Regions from separate parts of the Mus musculus genome. Here region 2 is linked to region 1. Evidence: chromatin contacts called from ENCODE POLR2A ChIA-PET data. All regions are on one chromosome and are shown on one strand. The core of a region is the stretch at or near the end of the contact, and the rest is flanking DNA. Distances in the headings are between cores, read along the strand shown. Region 1 overlaps Syngr1 (synaptogyrin 1). Region 2 overlaps Tab1 (TGF-beta activated kinase 1/MAP3K7 binding protein 1).

Evidence for each region. ChIA-PET counts read pairs that join two places held with the same protein, here RNA polymerase II (POLR2A).
Region 2: POLR2A ChIA-PET joins it to region 1 with 11 read pairs in embryonic stem cell. The contact joins two enhancer-like sites. POLR2A ChIA-PET finds 5 or more read pairs at or near these places in 4 of 5 experiments (Patski and embryonic stem cell).

The regions. Positions count from the first base shown.
Region 1 is chr15:80,101,138-80,108,183 of GRCm38, reverse strand. The region is part of intron 1 of Syngr1 (synaptogyrin 1); the gene reads right to left. Among named protein-coding and RNA genes, the nearest start is that of Gm31134, 13 kb to the right of the region's middle. Within about 2 kb of position 2,329, at least 1 of the 3 ENCODE cell types and tissues checked has a DNase peak (open chromatin) inside an H3K27ac peak, as active enhancers do.
Region 2 is chr15:80,158,046-80,164,418 of GRCm38, reverse strand. It overlaps Tab1 (TGF-beta activated kinase 1/MAP3K7 binding protein 1), which reads right to left. Exons shown (of 11, transcript NM_025609.3): 10 at 5,512-5,668; 11 at 2,712-4,345. The coding sequence ends at 4,138. Among named protein-coding and RNA genes, the nearest start is that of Mgat3, 12 kb to the left of the region's middle. Within about 2 kb of position 3,446, at least 3 of the 3 ENCODE cell types and tissues checked have a DNase peak (open chromatin) inside an H3K27ac peak, as active enhancers do.

The sequences.
Region 1 (7,046 bases), core at 1,080-3,579:
GCTGGATGGGCAGCTGGCTCAGGCTGTGGTGACCCTGCCTCCTGATGGTCACACCCCACAATGGCTGGAACAAGTGATCTGCTTCTAAAAGACAATGTGGTTAAAAAAACATGTCTGGGCAGTCGTGGTGCATACCTTTAATCTGAGCACCTGGGGGGTGGGGGTGGGGGGCAGAGTCAGACAGAGCTCTTAGACAGAGGCCAGCCAGGGCTACACAGAGAAACACTGTCTCAGAAAAAAAAAAAATGTCTGGACTCATGAAGCCCCACCCTTTTCCTGAGGAGCTACAGGTGGCCAGTAGCTGCTAGGGCAGCCATCTTCCTCATAGTGCAGGGCTGGTGAACTGTGCTTGCCCCTACTGTGCTCATACAAGCAACTTTAAATGCAAAGACACAGGGCTATAGAGACAGCTCAGGGGTTAAGGTCTTGCTACTCTTCCAGAGGACCTGGGTACAGTTTCCACCTGTAATTCCAGCTCCCGGGGATCTGACGCCCTCTTTTGGCTTCTGTGGGCACTGCACACACACAGTACTGACACAATGTACACATACATACACATAAATAAAGCATAAAGACATGAAGGTAAGAGCTTGTTGGGAACGGTGGGGTGGGGCTTGGGGGTCGTCGGGAGAAGGAAGATGAAGGGATAACTGGGAGAAATATGGTCAAAGTACACTCTATAAACGTGACATTATGTAAGCAGCGAGGGATTGCTTCTGGCTCCCAGTTCACTCACTCTCTTGTCTCCTGTCCCTGCCTGCTCTCTTGGAAGCCAACTGCTGTGTTTCAAGATGCACCATAGAAACCCACACAGCAAGAAGCAGAGAGAAGTCTCTGGCTGGTAGACTGAAGGGAACCGAAGACTGCCATCAGCAGCCTATGGAATGGGGGTGGACTGGAACTCAACCAGCACCGTTTTTAGTAAACTTGAAATGGATGCATCCGGAGTAGAGTCATCACATGAGACCACTGCGCTGGCTGATACCGCGGCTTTAGCCTGTGAGAGACTTGGAGGCAATGGAGCCTACCTAAGCAGATTCCTGACCCACAACAACTGAGATGACAAGTGACAGCTGTTTTAAGGCCATAATTTAGGGACAATTTATTATGCCGTGATAGGTAACTAATATATAGCCGGTGTTAATGAATGTGCCTGAAGCTGCACAACTGGTAAGTGACAGAAATGGGGTCCAAACCCAGGGCACCTACCTGTCACCGTCATGCTTCCTTCCTGGATGGGGAAAGGTCAGATCTCGGAGAGACTGAAAAAGGCTTATGTGGCCTGAGGTGAGCTGGAAGCGGAAGCTGGGACAATTGCTGTTGCCCATTCCCACTCGCTGTTGCTTTGCATCTGTGTGTGTACGAATGTGTGCATGTGCACCTGTGTGTGTGCACACATGTATGTGTACCCATGTATGTGTGTGTGCACACATGTATGTATGTATAGGCCAGAAATCAATGTCAGGTCTTCCTCTGGTCCTCTCTGCCTTACTCTTAGAGAGAGGACCTCTCACTAAACTTGGAGCTCAGAGGTTCAGTTAGACTGTCTGGCTGGTGAGCTCCAGAGATCCTCCTGCCTCCCTCCACACTATTGCTACAAACTCAAGCCACCGTGCCCAACTCTCAGGTGAATAGTGGGGACTGAACTCAGGTCCTCATGCCTGCAGAGCAAAAACCTACCAACTGAGACGTCTCCTCAGCAACAACTTTCCACTTATTTAAAACTGTATTTTAGCCGGGCGTGGTGGCGCACGCCTTTAATCCCAGCACTCGGGAGGCAGAGACAGATGGATTTCTGAGTTCTAGGCTAGACTGGTCTACAAAGTGAGTTCCAGGACAGCCAGGGAGAGAAACCTTGTCTCGAAAAACCACACACACACAAAAAAAACCCAACAATAACTGTATTTTATGTGCAGTGATAATCTGTCTGTGCACCACAGTGTGCAGAACCCATAGAGGCCAGAAGAGGGCGTCAGATCGCCCTGTGAGTCACCATGTGGGTGCTGAGAGTGGAAGCTTTGCCCTCTGAAAGAGCATTTAGTGCTTTTAACTGATGCCCCCCCCCCTCCTTGTATCTTTCTATAAAGAACTGTCACTTCAGTATCAGCCTGGCATGCTCACAGCTGACACCCAGAGGATTAAAGAAACCGAGATACAGACAATGAGGGAAATCCAAGAACCATTCACACTGTTTTCTTGTCTTCTTATGTGTCACATGACAGTGGTCCGATTTAGCTATGGCCTCATGACTGCCTCGTGACATCCCCGAGGCCTCAGGGCCTGTGATGTTTGAATTTCTATTAAGTGCCTGCACTTTACACGATGCTGAAAGGTGCAGAGCGAAGCAACAGAAGGAAGACAGGCACAGGCACTTGGGGGAATTATGCAAGCTTTTCCTGAGGAAAAATGAGAGCGAGCTTGAGGCCACAGGTTCCGGACACTGAAGGAAGATTAAGCAAAGCCCACAGCCCTTTACAAGGTGGATCCTGACCCAGCCATTAAGGGAAGAACTGAAATATGCAATGAAACTAGACACAAGGGCTGGGGTGTGGGAACGGGGGAGGGGCAAGGGAGGGCAGAGGCAGAGATGTGCTAAGCACACAAGACATTCTGAGTTCCTGAGTCTTATCTCTGGTGCCCAACCTAGACACAAGGTCACATATTTTGTGTTTTGTTTTGTTTTTCTTTCTCCTTTCCTCCTTTCCTTCTGACAGGTCTCACTCACTATGTAGAAGCAGACTGGCCTTGAACTTTGAGACCCACTTGTCTCTGCCTCGAGTGCCGATTAAAGGCTTGTGCCACCATGCCACATACTTGATGTGATTTCTTCTACCGGCTGCTTTTACCACAGGCAAAACAGCGGCAGAGCAGAGCAGAAAGCAGGGGATGAGGGGGGTCGCCTGATGGGCAGAGAAGGAGATCTTTGGAAATGTGAGGCCAGCCCAGTCTAGACAGCAAGCTCCAAAATACTTAGGCCTACATAGTGAGATCCTATCTTGATTTAGGAAGAAAGGAGGGAAGGGCGAGAGGGAGGGAGGGAGGGAGAGAGGGAGGAAGGAAGGAAGGGGCTAGGTTTTTGGTGAGCCACAGGATACCACAGACCTGTCCATACAGGATATTCGGGCTCACTGGCTCTACATCTGGCTCATGAAACCCAGCAGGTGATTTAGAATGGCTCACTGACAGAAAAGGCAAACTGAGACTCACAAGGTAACCAGCCTCCAGTGGAGGGCCTGAAGTAAGGGACCAGGGGACCAGGTGGTGAGAGAGAGAGAGAGAGAGAGGCCAGCAGGTAGCCTTGCTGTACCTTGTAACATCAATATGATGGCTAAGCAACACTGAGTTCAGGCTGGTGCTCAGGGGAACAGGAGGGGAGTGGCCTATGATAGGGTTTCAAAGACTATGTCAGGGGCTCCAGGGCTACCCACACCCCAGGCAGGCAGGGCAGGCGCTGAGGGGCAGCAGCCTAGACCAAGTGCTACCTGGTCTCTGCACACTGCCATCTGCGTCTGGCAGCTACAAAGACCCAAGGCGTCTAGCAGCAAATGGCCAGGTCCTGTACGTCACCTGATGCCACCAAATCAGCAGAATGGAAGCCTTTTGACTAGATAGATTTCAGAAAAACCTGCTATGGGCTGGAGAGATGGCTCAGTGGTTAAGAGCACTGACTGCTCTTCCAAAGGTCCTGAGTTCAAATCCCAGCAACCACATGGTGGCTCACAACCATCCTTAATGAGATCTGACGCCCTCTTCTGGGGTGTCTGAAGACAGCTACAGTGTACTTACATATAATAATAAATAAATCTTAAAAAAAAAAAAAAGGAAAAGCCTGCTACAGTCAAATCTGAGGTTTGTTGTGTACTGGACAATGAACGTTCTAGAAAAAGTATCTTCTGGTGAGATGGCTCGGGGGATAAAAGCGCTTGCAGCACAAGCTTGGCGACCTGAGTTCGACTCTCAGGACCCACATAAACATCGAAGGAGAGAAACAGCTCCGCAAAATTGTCTTTGACTTCCACCTGTGCACGGTGGCACACTCGTGCGCATGCTCGCACACACACACAGGGGATGTAGTTCATTGGTAGGTCAGGTGCTAACCATCCTGGTACCTCAAAACAAAACAATACCAGCTTCTCCACATGAGGTTTGCGCCCCAGAGCAGGGCATGCCTCACAGGAATAAGAGAAAGTTCCTTTCAGATAGCTTCCCTTCCCTGGAGGCTACAGGGAAGAAGGAGCCAAGCCAGAGTACTCTTGAGCAACGCTGCCTAGGAGGTGCCTAGGAGGTGCCTAGGAGGTGCCTAGGAGGTGCTTCCTGTGGCCAGGAAATAGCACTGCAGGTGCTAGCGCAAGAGTGGGCCCCACTTCTCAAAGCAAGGAAAATGGCCTCCAAGGCTGAGAGAAGGAGCCGAGAGGGGAAGCAGGCAGGCGGAAACCTGGGCCTTGGGGAAAGCTGATGAGGAACCATCAAGATTGGGTCTCTAGGGTAAGCCAAACAGGGAGTCCTTGGAGAGGCCAGGAAAAATGTGCTGGAGACATGCGTCCCCAGGAGGGTGAGGCACAAGATCATAACACTCTCAGAAGGACAGAAATGGGAAGCCTGTGGCTCCACAGTGGCGGTGGCAGGCTCCGGCTCTGGTCAGGCACTCACCACAGGCTGTGGGCTTCTTGGTGCCTGCAACCTTGTAGAAACAGGGCATTGAGTGCAGTAAGACCTTCCTGTGGGGAGTGACCCTGTGGGGTACAAGTCTGGTCTGAGAACCCCTGCAGGGCCTTGGGTCTTTAGCTATGCAATTTCACTTGTCTGAACCCACGCTCAGGGGGAACACAACAGCCCAGGGCTTCCAATGTACTTTGAGGAATGAATGCGTGCCTGCCAGGCCCAGGCGGGGACGACCCAAGTGAGCCTCAGAGAGATGTTGGATTGATGCATAAGGGGAATAGATGCTTAGGCCGACAGCAGGAAGGTCAAGATGATCAGGGGAGGATCCTGAAGTCAGGCCCTTTGAGATGGGCTAATAAGAAGCCGGCCCCGCAGGGATCTGAGGCACACATAATCCAGGCAGAGGAATGGAAGCAGAGAGGCTGCTGTGGACCAAGGATGCAGCGGAGGTGTGGGGATAGCCGAAGCCGTCAACACAGGCTGATGGACTGTAGGGTGGCCATTGTCTTCGGGCACAGGAAGCACAGTAGTCTGAACAAGCTGGGTGACAAAACCTGGCTCTGAGTCACGGAACCCTTCTCACTGGTCCCGTTACCTCGAATGTGTCACCACCCTACAGATGGAAGGTCACGTTTGGGGTTCCTCTCTCTACAATCTGGATACATCCTGAGTTTCTAGGTATAGAGGCCGCCCCATTCACACTCTGGGGGCTCTGCTCTCCTTCAGCTATGAGCTTCCTCCCTTCCTTTCCCTGTCCTAGGCCCCCTTCCAGGCCTTCTTCCTTGGAGACTGTTCCTAGTACAGGTCACACCTCAAACTCTGTGACAGGTGCAGGAAGAACACACAAACCTCAGGGGTGTGACCGTGTCACAAACACAGATCGGCACTGCATGGGGCGGGGCCTGGGAGGTGTCTTTCTAGAGGTCAGTATTTTATTCACTTAACAGCAACTCCTGAGCACTTCATATGTATATCTTCACCACAACCGCAAGGCAGGCAAGGTCCCTGTTCACACTGATGGAGACAGATATGTACCAAAGTCCTGAAGTGCACCGGGAAGAAGCACTAAGTAGTCTAAGAGAAGACAGACTAGGTGGACAGGGGGGACCTCTGAAGAAGCGACCACTTAGCCAGGCTGCAGTCAGGTCCCTTAACCCATCAGATATCTGGAAAACAGCCCTAGGGTGCAAATGAGTTCAAGGTGTGGCAGGAGATGAAGGAAGCTGATGCGGAGCCCAAAGACATCTGGGAATTAAGGTCACCAAGGCAAGCAAAGGCTGGGCCCCGGGCCTCTAAGGTCAGGGTGGTTCCAGGAATCAATGCAGACCCAGAAGTGGTTCAGTAAGCAACCTGTGTTTGCAAAGAATGGGCCGGACAGCTGCAAGTCCCTGCAGTGTCAAGGCTGGACAGAGCCAGGGAGTTCGGACTGCAGCAGAGGTGCGGCCTGCAGAATTTGCCCAGATCCCATACAGCAAAGAATTATGAACCTGAGAGCAGACTTGATCATCGGGGATAGAGGTGTGCACCTGAAAGCACCATACCCCTGCAGGGGACAGGAGCCGACAGATAGACAAACTGTCTCCAAGGACCTACAACCAGTCTCTGGAGGTTTCCAAAGCTCCCTACAGGACTCCTCGCTGGCAGCAATGATCTAGTTTCTCACCCAAGTGGGAACCCCCTAGAGCAGGGGACAGGGCCTCAGGTGCTCTGCCTCTCACAGATGTGGAGAGAGGAAGGGCCCACGGTGTGAACTGATGTGTGCTGACCCACCAAACACACTCACTCCTGTCTGAGGATTGGGACTGAGAGGCTGAGGGGGAGCCAGCACTGGCATGCCAGGTTCTCTGAATCCAAAGCTGGTGCCCTGTGCCAGGCAGCCTCCCTAGGTAGCTCCTTAAGGCCAGATCTGCAGAGGCTGCAGGCAACATACGGAGTAGCGAAAGCAGATACCAGTGAACCGGAAACCAGAAGGAAACTCTATATGGATCCAGCGGTGGCCAGGACACTGGGGAAAAATACATTGCGGTTGTTGGCTGGGCGGTGGGGAAAGAAAAAAGGTCCCACAGACACAGCAGAGCACCCAGACAGCAGGACATGACCCAAGGGGGCCACCTGACGGCAGCGGGCTCCAAAGGAATCTCCTTCTCCACGACAGCTTAAGAAAATGGTGGGGAGGGCTGGGGAGGGCTCAGCAGGTAGAGGTTACCAAAGCCTGGCTTCCTGAGTTCTGTCCCAGGATCCACACGGGGTAGAAGGGGAAAACCAAAAGCTATCCTCTGACAGCTGTGTGCTGTGGCAGGCACCCCTAAATAAACACAATAATAAAACAGAAGGGAAAACCCAGCTGAACAGCCTCCGCCATGGTTTCCACCCGATTCTGAATG
Region 2 (6,373 bases), core at 2,197-4,696, 55 kb before region 1:
CAAGGCCTCACCTGACTTTTTTTCAGGGGTGGGGAGAATGTTTTGAGACACTTGTCTTGAAACGATGTATGCCACTATGTATACCAGGTTGGTCTTGAACTAAGAGAGATAACTCTTGAACTCTGCCTCCTGAGTTCTGGTATTAAAGGCATGCTTTACCAAGCCTAGCTTTTAAAAGAGTTATGCGTACGGGGGTTTTGTTGGCATGCAGATCGGTGTACCGGCTGCATATATGCCTGGTGCCTAAGGATGCCAGAAAATGGGATTGGACACCCTGGAACTGGACTTACAGATGGTTGTGACTTGCCATGTAGGTGCTGGTAATCAAGCCTGTGTCTTTTGAAAGAGCACCCAGTGTTTTTAACTACTGAGCCTTCTCCCCAGTTCCATCATCTGAAGTTTCTTAAATACTTCCAGGCTGGTCCTAGGCTGATTGTGTGGAACACTACTCAGGGCTGGGAGGGACCAGCAGGCTGACAGATGACTCAGAGAGCAGGTGCTGGGAAGGTACTTGGGTCCAGCATTCTCTGGATCATAGGGTGACTCTGTTGAAGTGACATGAGCAGGATCTTCATCGCAGCGGGTGGGGGAAAACAGACACGGGTTCTAAGTCCCATTCCCAGGCCCGGGGCCTCCAGAACAACACAGTAAGAGAAAACTGGCTCAGGCAGTCTCCAAAAGCAGACATGGACCCAGCCAGTGGGTCAATAGGGCTAAAAGCTGGCTGCCAGGCAGCCTGTCCTCCATGAGGCCCCCCATGCTTGTTGAAATGTCAAGAACTTGTCTGTGCTCTGAGCTGGCGTCACCTTTGCGTGGGAACGAAGCGCATGCTCATGCTGGGCCCGGAGGGGGGCCGGGGGGAGGGCTGGCAGTGATGTGTTCTTGTTTGGTTTCCAAATAGGGACCCAGAAGGGAGAATCGTGAGATTCCTGTGTCACCGGAAAGATTTGGGAGCCTGGCCAAAGGCATCCATCTGGACTTCAGCTTAGAAGCCGCTGCCCTTCGTCTGGGCCCCAGGATGAAACTGCAGGTGGCGCTGGCCTAGTACCTGTGCAGGTGACAGTTCTGGCTGAGCTGCCACTAGACATGGTGTCTGGGTTTGGCACATGGTAGATCTTGTCTGACACTCTGGTGACCTGTCCCTGGCCCATGTGGCATTGTATGGACTTAACCTCTCGCTGTAAGACCACCCATGTTGGTTAGACAATCTTATTAGGAAGCCATCCTTACCTAACTTGGAAGATTAAACAAAAACCCAAGACTCATCTCCAGTGCCTGGCCAAGGTCACAAAACTGTCCCTTCATTTGCTGTAGTTGCTTAACCCTTGTGAGGGACCACCGTATGATAGGCACTGACCTTAGAGCAGCTAGGCACATCAGTGAATTTAGGCAAGAAAGCCGAGTGGATGGGCAGTGCAGGGTAGGGCAGGCCTCCCCCAGGAGGTGGCAGCTATGCTGAACCCCATGTGACAAGGGCACCCAGAGTGCTAAGCACACAACTGTTTTGCTTTGGAGGCAGTAGATGGAATCTTCCAGATGGGTCGCTCCTCCAGGGAGGTCTGTGACCCCTGCCACCCATGTCACCCATGTCAACAAGGCCTTTCGAGGGAGTCTGCAGGCTGATGAGAGAACTGGAAGCCAGCCTGGCCACAAGAAGCCTTGGGATAGCCAAGGGCACCATAAGGATCTGACTGGGCCCAGGGACACACTGACTCCAACTGGTCTGAGTCAAGCAGGTGCCTCAGGTAAGTCAGGAGGGTAGAAAGGACTGTGAGCTTCCGTCTGCTCTGGCCTTGGGAAAGGTAAGACAGAAGGACCCTGGCCCAGCACTGGCCAATTGCCTATCTGGCTCTAACACTGCTCTGCCCTGGTCTTAACACTGAGCCCTCCTGAAGTTTAAGGACTCCCAAACTCTTCCAGCCTGTCCCAAGCCATCTCCCATCAAGGGGAGCTGGGGCCTTGAAGAATATATTCCACCTCCACCTCCACGAGACAGGTTCACATGGAATAAGTGGGACAAAGTCAGGGTCAGATGGGCACAAGGCGTAGAGTGTAGTGGCTCAGCTTGTGGACAAAGCAGGCCCTGCACGGCAGGTCTACTGTCTCTGTGGAGGGAGCTGAGGGCCACAGCAGTCCTCAGGACACCTGAGAGGTAGCAGACCCTAACTAGTAGGGAGTTCTGCATGTGGAGCCCTGTGCTAAGAGCCTCTGCCCAGCAGAGGGGAGGATGTGGGGGACCCAGTGACCATAGAGGACAGAGCCCAGCTTTGTTCCTAAGCAGACAGCTTTTCAGCCTGTAGGCAGGCGATCCAGAGATGGATGAGTAAAGGCCTTAGATGAGAAAGAGGAGGTATGTTAAAGAGATCTTTCAACCAAATAAAACCAACCAGCTTGGGGGGGGGGGGCGAGGCAGGGGAGGGGCAAGGGCCCTGACCTGTGACCTAAGCCTCATGAAGTTACCACCCCACCCCATCCCTGGACTCACTCTCTGGAGAACAGAATACCACTGCCTTCTTTAGCTCAGACAGCAGGCTTGTGGCAAAACACATGTTCAGTGGGTGAGGGCAGTGATGTGTGCAGCTAGGAGGTCTGAGTTCAAATCCCAGCACTGCCACTTACCAGTCCGGAAAGCCTGGCTCCCAAACCTCCTGAGCAGAACAGGAGGCAGCCACCTTTTGGGTGCTTAAGTTACAGATAGACAAGATGACATCTTTACTGCATGAAGAACATGGTTCTATTTCTAGAGACCAAACAGCACCACATTCCTTGGGGAGGACCTCCTTTGTCCCATGTCCTTGTGCACCAGCTGAGAGCTGCTCACCTGCAGGGCACCTGCAGGGCAGAGGTGACTTCCTAGTGGAGAGCAGGAAGGCTTCTTCTTCCCATCACCCCAGGGCTTCTCCTCAGCATGGAGCCAGCAGCCTCGCTTTAGGGAAATGGAGTCTGAGAAGTGCTCTGAATTGGCCTTTGCCACCAGGCCACACTGGGCACCCTGCCCAGTAGCTGCACACAGTGGGGAAAGGGCTGCAGATTTAATCCTGATGGAAGGGCTCAGGTAAGAGGAGCACCCAGCCTTTCTCCTCTGAGCACAGGGGTGGCCACACTGCAGGCAGCTGTGGTAACCCTCCTGTCTGAAGGGAGAGATTCTGTGTGAACAGGTCCCAGTCAGGGCCTGACCAGCAGAGTCTTTTCCCTGCACGTCCGCATCACTGCACCTGATGTCCTTGGTCTTCTGGGTGAGCAAGACTCAACCTCGGCCCTCTCACAGCCGTATCCCACTCCTCTTTCGGCAGAGCCCGGAACCAAGCAGCCTCCTCATCAGCGTGAGGTCTGTTGCCTCAGCACCCCCTATCACTGGCTTCCCAGGACCCGCTGGGAGGAAGGCACTGGCTTCTGACTTGGCCTGCCTCACCCCAGGGCAGGATCTAGCAGAAGCAGAACTGCAGCTGCCTGGTGGGCCTGGCCTACTAACTGCACCCCATTGGGAAGCCAGCTCTCTGAGTTAGCTCAGCTGCCAGCTGGCTGACCTGCAGCCCAGGACTAGCATTCCTTGGCCAGCTCTCTCTGGTACTTCCTTGTCTTGCTCCTCTGTGGCTGTTAATAACCCCTCTGCTTCCCTGGACTTTTCCAGTGACATCCAGTGACAGGCACCCACTCCTGTTATTCGCTACTCTGGATCTAGGAGTTTGGGCTGAAAGGTGGAAAGGGGATAGCCACCCAGAGGTAACGGGCACTCGCAGAGGCCACAGCTCTTCCGGGGGAAGCTGAAGCAGGTGGAGGAGTCTTGAGGGAGCAGTGTCTGTCTGGCCTTTGGTAGCTGGGGTCCACAGGACGGCATCTTGCTAGTCTTTAAACGTGTCAGGAGGCACTCGTGATGGTTTGTAAGCTACCTGCAGCTTTCCCGCTTGGCCCTGTCTTAGGATGCCTGTGGTCTGGACTCCAGCCTCCTGTGTGGACCAGCAGCAATGCAGTCTGTACTCAGGCCACAGCCCAGGGCTGTGGTTGAACCTGCAGCACGTCATGACTCACTGCCCGAGGGTTCCATGGCCCCCGCAAAGGTCAGGAAGCTTGTCTTGCTTTGGCACTGGCCCTCTGTGTCTACACAAAGTTGTGCCCAGGCTGCACTCTGAGGCTAGACTAAGGTGCCGTCATCACGCTCTGCTCGCCGTGGTCCACGCTCCAGAGTCGGTAGAACTCAGCAAAGTCCACATAGGGCTCCACACGGCCATCCTCTCCGGGTGGAAGTGAGTGAGCCGGTCTGGAGCGGAAGAGGCCCCCGTCAGAGCTGGAGCTGCTGCTCTGGGTGTGCGTGTTGGTGGACTGCAGGGTCAGAGTGGGGCTCTGGCTACAGAAGAAGAGAGAGCAGTCAGTCTGGGGGAGCTGCATCAGGGGCCCTCAACTTCCCACCGGTGAAAAGAGCGGCCCTTTAGGCTCAGGCCTCTCTCTCTCTCCCCAGTATCCTACAGAAGTCAGCTGGGTGAGATGTTTTTAAAGACAGGCTGACCTAGGTGACAGAATAAGACTCAGCGCCAGGGGAGGAGATCTGTGAGGCTCGGGCAGTCAGGCTGAGAAGCGTGAAGCTTGCCTGCTTGGCTTTGTGGACACAGCTGCTGGTTTCCTGGGGAAGCCTGGTGGGGAGGGAGGGCTATGCTGATTGTGCTGGGGACAGCACACGGCTACCCAGGATGCCCAGATGTCTACCAGGCCCTTCCATCCACAGAGGTGGTGGCAGGAACAGCAGCAGCACAGACTTGGGGACAGATGGAGGCCCTCTAAAGAGGCAGAGGGAGAGGCAGAGGAAAACAGGGGCACTCCCTCCCTGCCAGCCCTTCTAATTGGCCACATCCGGCTAAGCTCTAAGTGGAGAGGGGCTGGGTGTGGCAGCTGTATTATTCCATCGGTGCAGGGCTGGAATGTGGAAACCAGATCCCCCCCTCCCCCGGAGAGGTGGGGTGGGAGCAAAGTACAAAGTCACAGAAGTACAGGGAGCGGTTGGACAAGAGACCTGTCAGGCAGGTCTGCACCATGCCCCTCCTCTCAGGCCATGACCTCCACCCCCAGTGCCCCTTACACTAGACAGCTGACAGCCATGGCATGCCACAGTGAGAGAGCAGCAGCTCTGACAACCCAGTACAGGCCAGGCAATGTCCCCAACTACAGATGCATGAAGCCAGTGGCCCTGGGTTACAAACTCCAAGACAGAAGAAAAACACGAGAGAAGCTGCCCATGGATGAAAGCTGAGACGTCAGTCAGCTGCCTTGCTTCTTTCTCGGGTCCCCTGTCCACCTTGCCCTGAATCTCCACTTGTCCCAGGTCCAGTTCAATACCTGCTAGAACCTGTGTCTAATAAGACTCCCTACCCAAAAGGTGAGGGTGGAGAATTGGAGGCCAAAGATCCAGAGTCCCCAGACCCCAGCCTCTCTCATCCTGCCCCACTGAGCCCTAGGATTTGGTTGCCCAGCTGTTTCTCTCCAGGTTCCCATGTCTGTCTCTAGAGTAGGATGGCTTACTTAGTGAGTGTGGGAGTGGCTTCGTCCAGAGTGGAGGCACTGTGAGAGCCGTTGACCATCTGGCCCTGAGAAGGCATGACGAGGGACAGAGTCACACTAGTCTTGCTGGTGCTCTGGGCACTTGAGTAGGGCACAGAAACAGGGTACACACGGCCCCCTGCAATAGGAGAGAGAGAGAGAGCAGGGGGGGAGGGGAATCAGTCGGAGGAAACCAAGGTAGTGGCCTCAAGGCTTCTCTTGAGTGACAAGGGCTATGTGAGGGCTGAGAGGCCCCTAAGCCCCACTGTGGCCCTCCACCCCTGGGGTGGCCCAGGGTAGATGTCCCTTGGTACGAGTATCTTCCAGAATAGCAGTGGGACCTCTATCCAGCAAAGAAACCCACTGGGGATCAAGGTGGGAGTGGAATAAAGTGCTGGATGGGCTCTGAGAAAGGGCTACTAAACCTTAATACAGAGGGTAGACTGTTTCCTGTTGAGGCAGGCCCAATGAAAATACGGTTACAAGTGCAGGCCAGAGGGACTCCAGCTCCCCAGTGTCCATGGAGAGCAATGGGAGGTGAGAGCTCCACAGTTTGTTTGTTTAAAAACAGAAAAGGAAATGCAGCGCTTGGGAGCAGTACAGAAGGTCTCACTGCTGCCCAGGCAGCTTGACTCAAGGACTTAAAAGGAAAAAGGGATGGAGTGAAGTATCTCCACACAATGCCCGGCTGGGGCAGACCATCTGTCTCATACCTGACCTCACCCAGGTCTCTCCAGGCTAGAGCCTTTCTCCTTTCTGTCAAGGTTGCTGGTAAGGGTGAGAAGTGACAAGGAGGCTAGGAGGGACCTCTGCCATCTGCCTTTGTGACTGTACATGATATGCT